2 separate regions of the Homo sapiens genome follow, and region 2 is linked to region 1. Evidence: read pairs that join two places in POLR2A ChIA-PET (ENCODE). Cell type or tissue: CD4-positive, alpha-beta T cell. All regions are shown on one strand. Each heading gives the region's core, and the rest is flanking DNA. Links, peaks and the distances in the headings are about the cores only.

The links. ChIA-PET counts read pairs that join two places held together with the same protein. Peaks named below come from ENCODE experiments on the same cell type or tissue, not always from the same donor. Only the 100,000 strongest peaks of a DNase experiment are listed, where the experiment ranks them.
Region 2: POLR2A ChIA-PET joins it to region 1 with 6 read pairs; 3 of 35 experiments call an interaction of 5 or more read pairs at or near these places.

Annotation. Positions count from the first base shown.
Region 1 is chr4:151,104,046-151,106,955 of GRCh38, forward strand. RPS3A (ribosomal protein S3A) reads left to right here. Exons shown (of 6, transcript NM_001006.5): 5 at 132-241; 6 at 427-597. The coding sequence ends at 548. Among named protein-coding and RNA genes, the nearest start is that of SNORD73A, 1.7 kb to the left of the region's middle. In CD4-positive, alpha-beta T cell, for the core only: no CTCF peak of the experiment used is centred there; no DNase peak of the experiment used is centred there.
Region 2 is chr4:152,605,810-152,608,719 of GRCh38, forward strand. No RefSeq gene overlaps it. Among named protein-coding and RNA genes, the nearest start is that of MIR4453, 71 kb to the left of the region's middle. RefSeq lists an enhancer at 1,121-1,621. In CD4-positive, alpha-beta T cell, for the core only: no CTCF peak of the experiment used is centred there; a DNase peak (open chromatin) is centred at 1,212.

The sequences.
Region 1 (2,910 bases), core at 1-2,500:
GGATTTATGCAGGTTAAATGAGGTAGGTGTTATGTGTAGGTTTATTCCAAGGCTTCTCTACTTTTAAAGGAAATGGCTTATATCTGAGAACTAGGACTTTTAGAAAAAAATTTACTGTTACTGGTTTGCAGGATTCCAGACAGCATTGGAAAAGACATAGAAAAGGCTTGCCAATCTATTTATCCTCTCCATGATGTCTTCGTTAGAAAAGTAAAAATGCTGAAGAAGCCCAAGTTTGAATGTAAGTGAGAAATCACATGATTCCTGTAGGGCCAAATACATTGTTTTTGGGTGGAGGAGGAGTGTGGGGCCATATCATGGCCTTCTTTTTCTTCCTGTCATGCTTGCATAGTAGTGATGACCATTATTTCAAGATATACTAACAGTTTTTTGGTTTTTTTTTTTTTTTTTTTTTTTGCCTTTTAGTGGGAAAGCTCATGGAGCTTCATGGTGAAGGCAGTAGTTCTGGAAAAGCCACTGGGGACGAGACAGGTGCTAAAGTTGAACGAGCTGATGGATATGAACCACCAGTCCAAGAATCTGTTTAAAGTTCAGACTTCAAATAGTGGCAAATAAAAAGTGCTATTTGTGATGGTTTGCTTCTGAACATTCTTTTTTTAAAAATAATCTGACAGCTTGGTGGATTAGACAGTAAATTTGACAGCTGGTAAACTTTTCTGACCCAGACAAATTGGATATAAACATACTACTATGCACCTTTACTGTGAAGCTGAAATGGGGCGGAGAAGCTGTTACCAAGTGGGCATTTAGTGCTATCCACCTATAGTCACTCATTCATTCAGTTTCTACCTCTTCTCAAGCCTTTTCAGTTTTCTCATTTCTTGCTTAGCTGATAACCTTGCTTCCTTTAATCACTAAAAAAGTTTAAAGCAGAGAAAAGAACCCCACAAATTTCTGTTACCTATATTCTGCCACCTATGCATGTGTTAATCATACTACCTTCTGTCATACCACTGGATGGATTGTGCTAAGACATAAGACAGCCTTTTTTTTTTTTGCCCAATCAGCCTCATGGCTTCAGCAATTCACACCTTTATCAATTCCTCGCTGTCCCTTGTATACTAGTATACAAATACTAGTATACCCTCCCAGAGCACCTTACTAAGTCCCTTTATAGCAAAGCTCAAAGGAATTTTTTATATATTGGTATCATTTAATTTTTTTTAATTTTTAAAACTTTTTTACATATAAAATATATTTTAAAGGTCAAGTGCGTAGCTCATGCCAGTAATCCCAGCACTTTGGGAGGCTGAGGTGGGTGGATTGCTTGAGGTCAGAAGTTCAAGACCAGCCTGGCCAACATGGTGAGACACCGTCTCACCTAAAAAAAATAAAATTAGCCAGGTGTGGTGGCGGGGTGCCTGTAATCCCAGCTTCTCGGGAGGCTGAGGCATGAAAATCACTTGAACCTGGGAGGTGGAGGTTGCAGTGAGCTGCACTCCAGTCTGGGCTACAAAATGAGACTGTTGAAAAAAAAATTACATTTGAGAGACATGATCTTACTCTGTCACCCAGGATGGAGTAGAATGGTGTGATCATAGCTCGCTGTAACCCTAAAGTCCTGGGCTCAAGCAGCCCTCCCTCTCAGGCCTCCTGAGTAGTTGGGACACAGGCCTGTGCCACACCACACCCAGCTTTTTTTATTTTAAAGACAGTCTCACTGTCACCCAGGCTGGAGTGTGTTAGTGCGATCTTGGGTCACTGCAACCTCCATCTCCCAGGTTCAAGCGATGCTTGTGTCTCAGCCTCCCCAGTAGCTAGGATTATAGGCACCCACCACCATGCTGGGCTAATTTTTGCATTTTTTAGTGGAGATGGGGGTTTCGCCATGTTGGCAAGGCTTGTCTTGAATTCCTGGCCTCAAGTGATCCTCCCGCCTTGGCCTCCCAAATTGCTGAGATTACAGGTGTGAGCCACTGCACCAGGCCTAATCTGCTAGTTTTTAAGTTCTTTGTAGGGTCTTGGCTGTTATGTCCAGACTGGTCTCAAATTCCTGGCCTCAAGGGATCTTCCTGCCTCAGCCTCCAAAGTGCTGGGAGTATAGGTGTGAGCCATGGTGCCCAGCCACATTTTTTAGTTTTTATTTTATTTTTCTTCAATTTGCTGCAGTTAGGCTTTCCTCCCAACACCACTCCAAGACATTTCATTGTCAAGATTAGCAGTGATTTTGTTGCTAAATTCAGTGGTCCATTCTTTTACTAGAGGTCTTTTACTTGACCTCTGTTAGTGACTTGCTTATCACTTTGTCCTGTTAGTGACTCTTGACAGTTGATTTCTTCCTGATTTTAACTGTCTTCCAGATCCTCGACTCAAGCTTTTCCTCCTACATCATTGGCTACTCCTTTACTAGTTCATTTTTTAGACTTTTAATCAGTTTTAGAAGGCCCTAGGGCTGGTCGGGTGCAGTGGCTCACGCCTGTAATCCCAGCACTTTGGGAGGCTGAGGCGGGCGGATCACGAGGTCAGGAGTTACAGACCAGGCTGGCCAACACAGTGAAACCCTGTCTCTACTAAAAAATACAAAAAGTTAGCCGGGTGTGGTGGTGTGCACCTGTAATCCCAGCTACTTGGGAGACTGAGGCAGGAGAATTGCGTGAACCTGGGAGGCAGAGGTTGTAGTGAGCTGAGATTGGGCCATTGCACTCCAGCTGAGGAGACAGTGTGAGACTCCGTCTCAAAAAAAAAAAAAAAGAAGGCCCTAGGGCTTGGTCGTTAGACATTTCTATACTCTCCCTAGGTTCTTGGTTTTAAATTAATGGAGATTTTTATATTTCTAGCCTATACCTTTCTTTGGGACATCCAGGTTTGTCTAAGTGCCTACTTGATATCCCCACTTGGATGTCAGACAGGCATTTAACATACAGTGTTCTAAAATGGTATTATCTCAAT
Region 2 (2,910 bases), core at 260-2,759, 1.5 Mb after region 1:
CATTCCAGATGGTGAGAACATCAGTGACCATAATGGCCCTTCCTGTCAGTGTTTGCTGCGGATTGTTCTCGGAACCGCAGGGGACAGACACAGGCTTATAGCCTGTAGAGATTTACAAGGGGTGACTGCAAAGTGATGACACTGACTCCATGAGCCACATGTGGAAGTCAGTCGCCTTTTCTGTATAGTCACAGTTTTCATGAGGGGGCAGAACACAACATCAACTGGGAGAGGCAAAGAATGAAAAGATGCATGCGACCCAGCAGAACGCCAGGCAAGAAATCAGAAACAGGTGCTCAGACGGTCTCTGGGACAGGGCTGTCAACATGAGGGCTCTTTGCAGGCTTTTTTCATAGACAGACTTGCAGGCCTCAGAGGAAAAGAGAGGCATCCAAGATGTGTGCCTTTCAGTGTGAAGGGATAAAAAAAAAAGAAGCAATCTGTGGTTACTCATGTAGACAGCAAAAAGTCCAACATCTTGGCATTTCAGATTTTCAGGGAAAGATATGCCAAGTTAAAGAAAAATAAAGCCAGTTTTTAGAATTTGTGGAAATGACTTCATGAAGCTGGTTAAATTAAGCAATTCCCCCCCACCTGAATTTCTGGCTCCTTGGGAGAGCTGGAAGAACGTTCTAAGCACAGCTGAATTTATTTTACCAATTTTCAGGCTTACGTTATAAAAAATGGTACAGGCGAAACCTCATCATCATTATGGCAAAGTGAAGTGCTCATTTCACAATTGGTTGTTTAAAGTTAATACTAAATCAACTGAGCAGCCACTATAAAGATGAGGCATTGGCTTAATTCCTTGTTGTTACAGAGATAGCAGCTGAGTTAATATATACATGGAGATGCTGGCAGACGGTTCCTTTTGGTAATAATATTCAGTTTTATGAATGGCTCATTTATTTTTTATGCATTCCTCTTTAGCCCTGCCCTCATTTCTCCCCTCCGTACTAAGTCTGGGTCCCAGGACTCTGAAGGTGGAAGAGGAACGATGGCGCTGCATGCTAATGGGGAGGAGGCTGCCACCCAGGACAGCTCCAAAGCAGTGAAAAATGAGGAGAAAAAAAGATGAGGAAAACAACTCAGTGGCAGAAATTGGGTGCCAGTCAGCTGGTTATTTACTGAGTCTACGCCCAGTGTGTCTTCGTAGGTGTGTTTGTTTCAAATCCAGGCAGTGACGCATGGTTACAGTGAAGATCTGCCTGCTCACCTCCTGCAGGGGAACTTAATATGCACAAGGCGTTTTATCTCTTTCATCTAATCAACTGAAGAACGAGAGGAGCATACTCTCATTTGAGGTACAACCCTCAAAGAAAAATGCATCAGACCTTTGTCTTCAAAGTCACTGGGGCAGGATGGAGAGAGGCTGTCAATTGCTCCAGCTTTTCTTGCAGCTGCCCCTATGTTTACAGCAGAGCCCTGAAGGGTCTGATCGACACTGTTAAGCAGTTTCTGTGTTTTGTCTGCCCACCAGGCTATTCGCTTTCCCAGAGTGTCAGTGTTTACCAGCACTTCAGCAGGAGGGCACTGGGTCTGCCCCTGGTTATCCCCCAGAACATTCCTTCCTCTCTGCTTGGCTCTCCCTCCGCATAGTCGTCCTGTGGAACACAGATGCCAATGGGAACACCGGAAAAGGGATGGTTAAGGAGCTCTTTGGGCTCACAGGCCACAGCTGCAGGAGAGCTGAGACTCCTCAAACAGATGAGAGGCAGTCGAGCAAAGTGGTTAAGAACTTCAGCTGCGGAGGCAAACTGCCTTGCCTGGAATCCTGGGTCTCTGCTGACTAGATGTGTGACCCTCAGCAAGTTGCTTAACCTCTTTGTGCCCCGGTTTCTGGGAGATGAATATAATAATAGTATTTCTCTCATAGGCTTGTTGTGAGGTTTAAATGAGTTAATGCAGGTAAATTACTTAGAACGTTACCTGGTGTTATGGTCTGAATGTTTGTGTTTCCCCAAAATTCATATGTTGAAATCTAATCACCAAGATGATGGTATTTGAAGCTGGGATCTTTGGGAGGTGATTAGGTCATAAGGACAGGGCCATCATGAATGGGATTAGTGCCCTTTGAAAGAAGACCCCAGGCTGGGCACAGTGACTCACGCCTGTAATCCCAGTACTTTGAGAGGCTGAGGCCAGAGGATTGCTTGAGTCCAGGAGTTTGCCTAGCCTAGGTAACATAGTGAGACCCAGTCTCTACAAAAAATAAAAAAGTTAGGCCAGGCGAGGTGGTTCATGCCTGTAATCCCTGCGCTTTGGGAGGCTGAGGTGGGTGGATCACTTGAGGTCAGGAGTCCTAGACCAGCCTGGCCAACATGGTGAAATCCCATCTCTATTAAAAATGCAAAAATTAGCCAGACATGGTGGTGCATGCCTGTAATCCCAGCTACACAGGAGGCTGAGGCAGGAGAATTGCTTGAACCCTGGAGGTGGAGATTGCAGTAAGCTGAGATGGTGCCACTGTACTCCAGCCTGGGCAACAGAGTGACACTCTGTCTCAAAAAAAAAAAAAAAGTTAGCTGGGTGTGGTGGCATATGCCTGTAGTTCCAGCTACTCCAGAGGCTGAGGTGGGAAGAATGCTTGAAGCTGGGAGGTTCAGGTTGCAGTGAGCCATAATTGCACCTCTACACTACCCTGGGCAACACAGCAAGACCCTATCTCTAAAAATAAAAATAAAAAGACTCCAGAGGGCTAGCTAGCCCCTTCCACCATATAAGGACACAGCAAGAAGGTATCATCTGTGGCCAAGGAAACAGGCCCTCACCAAATACGAAATCTGCAGGCACTTTGATCTTGGACTTCCCAGCCACCAGAACTGTGAGAAATAAATTTCTGTCATTTACAAGCCACCTGGTCTATGGTATTTTGTTATAGCAGCCCAGGCTGACTAAGACAAATGGCAC